Regions from separate parts of the Homo sapiens genome. Here region 1 is linked to region 2. A link is an interaction called in ENCODE POLR2A ChIA-PET data of the cell type or tissue named here. Cell type or tissue: GM12878. All regions are shown on one strand. Links, peaks and the distances in the headings refer to the core of each region. The heading gives the core; the rest is flanking DNA. Region 1 overlaps NFAT5 (nuclear factor of activated T cells 5). Region 2 has its middle 23 kb from the start of MIR1538.

Region 1 (2,922 bases), core at 121-2,620, 70 kb before region 2:
CAGCCTGGGTAACAGAGCAAGATTCTGTCTCAAAAAAAAAAAAAAAAGGAAAAAGAAAACCATAAAAGTCCAGGAAACACCAAGGAATGATTTCAGATTCAAAGAAACTAAAGAGATATGACAACTAAATGGACATATAATTCTAAACTGGATCCTTTTGCTATACAGGAAATTACTGGGACAATTTGCAAAACCCAAATAGGATCTAAGGACAAGGTGAAAAAAATGTATTGATGTTAATTTTTATTTTGATAGCTATATTGTGGTTACATAAGGGAATATTCTTATTTGTTGGAAATACCAAAGTATTGGGAGGCAATGAGGAAACATGTCAGCAACTTATTCTCAAATGATTCAGAAAAAAAGCAATAAATTATTTGCACTATATTCACAACTCTTTTGTAGGTTCAAGATTGTTCCAAAAAGTGCATTCAGGCATACATTTCATTAGGAATTTATTAATTACTACGGATTCAAAAAATTCAGCTATGTAACTGTAGCTTCATATTATAAGATCTCAATTTGCAAAGAAATGAATCTATCAGAGTAAACAAACTTATTTCATGTCTTCATTTTTAGGTATCTGGCAATCAAAAACCAATCTAGGGCCGAGCGTGGTGGCTCGTGCCTGTAATCGCAGCATTTTGGGAGGCAGAGCTGAAGGACTGCTTGATCCCAGGATGTCAAGGCTGTAGTGAGCTGTGATTGTGCCACTACATCCTAGGCTAGGTGACAGAGCAAGACCTTGTCTCAAAAGAAAAAAAAAAAAGAGAGAAAGAGAAGAAAAGAAAGAAAAGAGAGAAAAGACCAATCTACCTTGTTCTCCCTCTCACTTTTGCTACACTTTCTGTTTAAAATCAAACAAAACCAAATATTTTAGTTGAAAAAGGCAACAGAATCTTGGTTACAACACATACCATGAGTCTTCTCTTGGTCATATAATTACTTGTTTGACATCTTATTTGCCACAGTCACAGGGGCTAAGTATTTTTGTCTATGCCAGCTCCTCTTCACTATCACCTTCAACCTGACAAAGCAGTAATTAAACATTCATTCAACATTTATTTAGCACCTGCACTGATCTAGGGACACAATACAAAAGAAAGTCACCCTTATTAAGCAGTTCACAGTCTAGAGATAATAAAATGAGTCAAGTTTAAAATAATGCAGTATGTGCTTTAATAAAGTATGAAGTGTTACACAACTGGAGAAGAGGGAACCTTTAATGTTATCTGTGGAGGATCTGAGAAGGCAGCACAGAGGATGTAACACCAGAAGTCAACCTTGAATATTGAAATGGCTATTTAGCAGACAGACTGGGGAAAAGGAAGGAGAAACTATAAAAGCAAACCTGAACAAAAAGAGTATTTTCATCTCAGGTTATTAGGTAACTCAGTTACTCAGAACACGGAAGTTACAAGCAGTAACATGAGATGAAACTACTAAAGGCAGGGTGAGGCCAGATTATGACAGGGCTTGTGTATCATGCTAAGCAGTAAGGGTTTTATCCCTCAGCACACAGGGAGCCTTTGAGGGTTTTAAGCAAAGAAATGATAAACTCAAACATATATTTGAGGAAGATCATCCTACCAGGAATACAGAGAATAGATTAGGTCCTAGAGATGGCGATGAGTAAGAAGGTTTTTACAATAATAGCCTAAGCAAGAAATAATGAAATCCTGAACCAAGGCAGTGGCAGTGAAATAGTCAATAGGCTACGAATTTAAAGCTGTTTAAATGGATGAACTAAATTGGATCACTGGCTACGGTGGGGAAGGGAGAGGGAAAAAAAGGAGAGTTCCAAGTAGCACATAGAACTCTGGCTTGGGAAAATTGATAAAAAGTGGTGCCATTTCCTGTGATAGAGAATATAGGAGTTAAGAATAAACCTGGAAAGAGAATTCAGTTTTAAATGATGAATTTGGATGCCTATGGGACTTCCAAGTGAATACATAAACAGGAGAGAGGTCTAGCAATTGATGTTACTAAACAAATAGCCTGCTTTACTTTTGTTTTTTATATCAAATCTGTCCTAGAACTACAGTTTTGCCTTTTTTTTTTTTGAGACAGGATTTCGCCCTGTCACCCAGTGACACGATCACAGCTCACTGCAGCCTCAAGCTCCCGGGCCTAAACTGATCCTCCTACCTCAGCCTCCCGAGTAGCTGGGACCACAGGTGTGTGCCACTATGCCTAGCTAGGTTTTTGGTGTGTGTGTGTGTGTGTCTCTGTGTATGTGCTTTATAGAGACAGGGTCTCCTTTTGTTGTCCAGTCTGGTCTCCAATTCTTGGGCTCAAGTGGTCCTCCTGCCTCAATCTCCCAAAGTGCTGGGATTATAGGCATGAACCACTGCACCTGGCCTAGATTAATTTATTTAGAGTTATTGCTTGCTTTTAAAAATACACGTAAGAAATAAAAATTCAACTTGCCCATGATCTCATCAAAGATAACCATTAAAACAATGGTATACTTATGCTTCCTTTCCATACTTTAATGCAAAGTTTTTAAAAGTTGAATAATATACATAAACAATATCAAATTTTCACTTGAATATAACATTAATTTCCTACATGTACCATCTTTTTGACACCCCTCAGGTTGTTACAAATCATCTTTGTATCTATTTCCTACTTCTCCAAATGGGTTGAAAACCCTTCATGGACCAAAACTATGTCATGTCTTCTCTGACTAAGGTTCGGCAGTACGCTACTTACAAGAGACACTCACTGTTTGTTGATGAGGTTATAAAAATATTAAGGAAAGCTACTGGATAATAATTCTAAGTTGTAAAACAAGCTTCAAGAAAACTTCTAATTTTAATATTATTTCAGAAACACTGCTAATAAATAAGAGGTAATAAATGAATATATCAGTGGTGAAGAAACAACATTGTACCTGCTATAAAATGAACGACAGCTCAG
Region 2 (2,922 bases), core at 177-2,676:
CTCCTTCCCCTTAGAAACTACTATGCTAGGCCAGGCACCGTGGCTCATGCCTGTAATCCCAGCACTTTGGGAGGCTGAGGCAGGTGGATCACCTGAGGTGAGGAGTTCAAGACCAGCCTGGCCAACATGGTGAAACCCCATCTCCACTAAAAATACAAAAATTAGCAGGCATCTGTAGTCCCAGCTACTTGGGGGGCTGAGGCACGAGAATCGCTTGAACCCAGGAGGTGGGGGTTGTGGTGAGCTGGCATCCCGCCACTGCACTCCAGCCTGGGCAATAGAGCAAGACTCCATCTCAAAAAAAAGAAAAAAGGAACTACTATTTTGAAGTTGGTATATGTCATCTGGTTGTTTTCATACTTTTACTACATATGTACATATCTCATTGTTGAAATTTGCATTTTCCTATGACTACTCTGGACATCTTTTCAGATGTTTATTGACCATTAAGTTTCCTCTTCTCTTTGTTTCCTTTGCTAATTTTTTCATTTAGGATATTTTTATCTTTTTTTCTTATTGATTTGAGCCTTTTCCTTTTTTTAAAATTTAATTTTTTTTTCTTTTTAAGGATAGGGTCTCACCTTTTCAACCAGACTGGAGTGCAGTTGCACTCTCGTAGCTCACTGCAGCCTCAAACTCCCAGGATCAAGTGGTCCTTCCACCTCAGCCTCCTGAGTAGCTGGGATTGCAGGCGCCTGCCACCACACCCAGCTAATTTTTGTATTTTTAGTAGAGACAGGGTTTCGCCATGTTGTCCAGGCTGGTCTTGAGCTCCTGACCTCAAGTCAGGTGTCTTCTAATTCAATTCAATTCTAACACTGCCTACCTAGAGATAGTGTCAGATCCCACAGGTCGAGGGCTCAGTCCCACAAGTCTGCCCCCCACTTTCTGATGCCAAACACAAGTCCCAGGTTGTTTTTCCCATGCTTCTGACCAACCAGATATAAATAGGGGTTCTCACAACCCCCTCCTCAGGTTTGATTAATTTTCTAGAGTAGCTCACAGAACTCAGGGAAACAAATGTTTACATTTACTGGTTTATTGTAAAGGGTATTGCAAAGGATACAGATGAAGAGATGCATTGGGTGAGGTATGGGGAAAAGGGCAGAGTTTCCATGTCCTCTCTGGGGTGCCACCCTCCAGGAACCTCCATGTGTCCAGCTAATCAGAAGGTCTCTGAACCCTGTCTTTTTGGGTTTTTATGGAGGCTTCATTACATAAGCATGATTGATTAAGCCATTGGACATTGGCGATCAACTTAACCCTCAGCCCCTTACCCCTCCCCAGAAGTTGAAGGGTGGGGCTGAAAGTCCCAATCCTCTAATCATGCCTGGGTCTTTCTGGGACCAGCTCACATCCTGAAGCTACCTAGAGGCTGCCAAGTCACCAGTCAACTTATTAGCAGACTAAAACACACATCACTTTGAAGGATTTTAGGAGTTGTATGTCAGCAAATTGGATGAAGACCAAACACATATTTCACAATATCACATTACTATTATTATCATCTTACAGATGAGAGGACTGAAGTTTTATTCTCCTATACAGCTCAGGATTCCCATTCCTCAAGAGGGACATTAAGATGCAAAACAACAGGTATACTATCAATATATTATACATCTAAACAACTCTATATGATCACTATATATTGAAACAACAGCTATATAAGCTGGGCATGGTGGTGCTAACCTTAGTCCCAGTCCTCAGGAGGTTGAGGCAGGAGAGTTGCTTGAGCCCAGGGGTTTGTGTACAGCCTGGACAGCATAGTGAGACCCCATATCAAAAAACAAACCTATAAATATGGGTAATTAAAAAAAACACTCAAAAGAATACTACATACTGTTTTATATAAAATATATGTACCTTGTGGCTCATGCCTGTAATCCCAGCAGTTTGGGAGGCTGAGGCGGGTGGATCACCTGAGGTCAGGAGCTTGAGACAAGCCTGGCCAACATGGCGAAACCCTGTCTCTACTAAAAATACAAAAATTAGCTGGGTGTGGTGGTGGGCGCCTGTAATCCCAGCTACTCAGGAGGCTGAGGCAGGAGAATTGCTTGAACCCAGGAGGCAGAGGTGCAGTGACCCGAGATTGCGCTACTGCACTCCAGCCTGGGCAACAGAGCAAGACTCCGTCTCAAAAAAAAAAAAAAAAATATATATATATATATGTATATCTTTATATGAATGTTTATGATTTATGTACATATATACACTCTATACATACTTTTTTTTTTAGAAATGGAAGTAAAAATTTCAGCCTCATTGTAGGGGATGGTGGTTAAATCTGTCTTTGGATTTATCTGCAATATTTCAGGGCTTTTTTGTTTTGTTTTTTGTTTTACAAAGGTAGAAACAAATAAAACACTGGTAGCAAATATGACAAAATGTTAATGATTATTTCTAGATGGTGAAAATATGGGTGTGATTTTTTTAAAAAGTCTTTGTGCTTTTCTGTATTTTAAAAATTTCTTGAGGCCGGGTGCAATGGCTCATGCCTGTAATCCCAGCACTTTGGGAGGCCGAGGCAGGTGGATCACCTGAGGTCAGGAGTTTGAGACCAGCCAACATGGTGAAACCCCATCTCTACTAAACATACAAAAATTAGCTGGGTGTGGTGGCACATGCCTGTAATCCCAGCTACTCGGGAGGCTGAGGCAGGAGAATCGCTTGAACCCAGAAGATAGAGGTTGCAGTGAGCTGAGATCGCGTCATTGCACTCCAGCCTGGGCGACAAGAGCGAAACTCCATCTCAAAAAAAAAAATCTCAAAATATAAAAGATTTTCTGAAGAAAAAATGGGTCTGGGTATAGTGGCTCATACCTGGAATCCCAGCATTTTGGGAGGCTGAAGCGGGAGGATCGCTTAAGCCCAGGAGTTCAAGACCAGCCTGGACAACATAGGGAGACCCTGTCTCTTCAAAAA

Evidence for each region. ChIA-PET counts read pairs that join two places held together with the same protein. Peaks named below come from ENCODE experiments on the same cell type or tissue, not always from the same donor. Only the 100,000 strongest peaks of a DNase experiment are listed, where the experiment ranks them.
Region 1: POLR2A ChIA-PET joins it to region 2 with 8 read pairs; 3 of 35 experiments call an interaction of 5 or more read pairs at or near these places.

The regions. Positions count from the first base shown.
Region 1 is chr16:69,612,004-69,614,925 of GRCh38, reverse strand. The region is part of intron 2 of NFAT5 (nuclear factor of activated T cells 5); the gene reads right to left. Among named protein-coding and RNA genes, the nearest start is that of NFAT5, 47 kb to the right of the region's middle. RefSeq lists an enhancer at 1,324-1,483. In GM12878, for the core only: no CTCF peak of the experiment used is centred there; a DNase peak (open chromatin) is centred at 1,395; H3K27ac peaks cover 1,241 bases.
Region 2 is chr16:69,541,705-69,544,626 of GRCh38, reverse strand. No RefSeq gene overlaps it. Among named protein-coding and RNA genes, the nearest start is that of MIR1538, 23 kb to the left of the region's middle. In GM12878, for the core only: no CTCF peak of the experiment used is centred there; no DNase peak of the experiment used is centred there.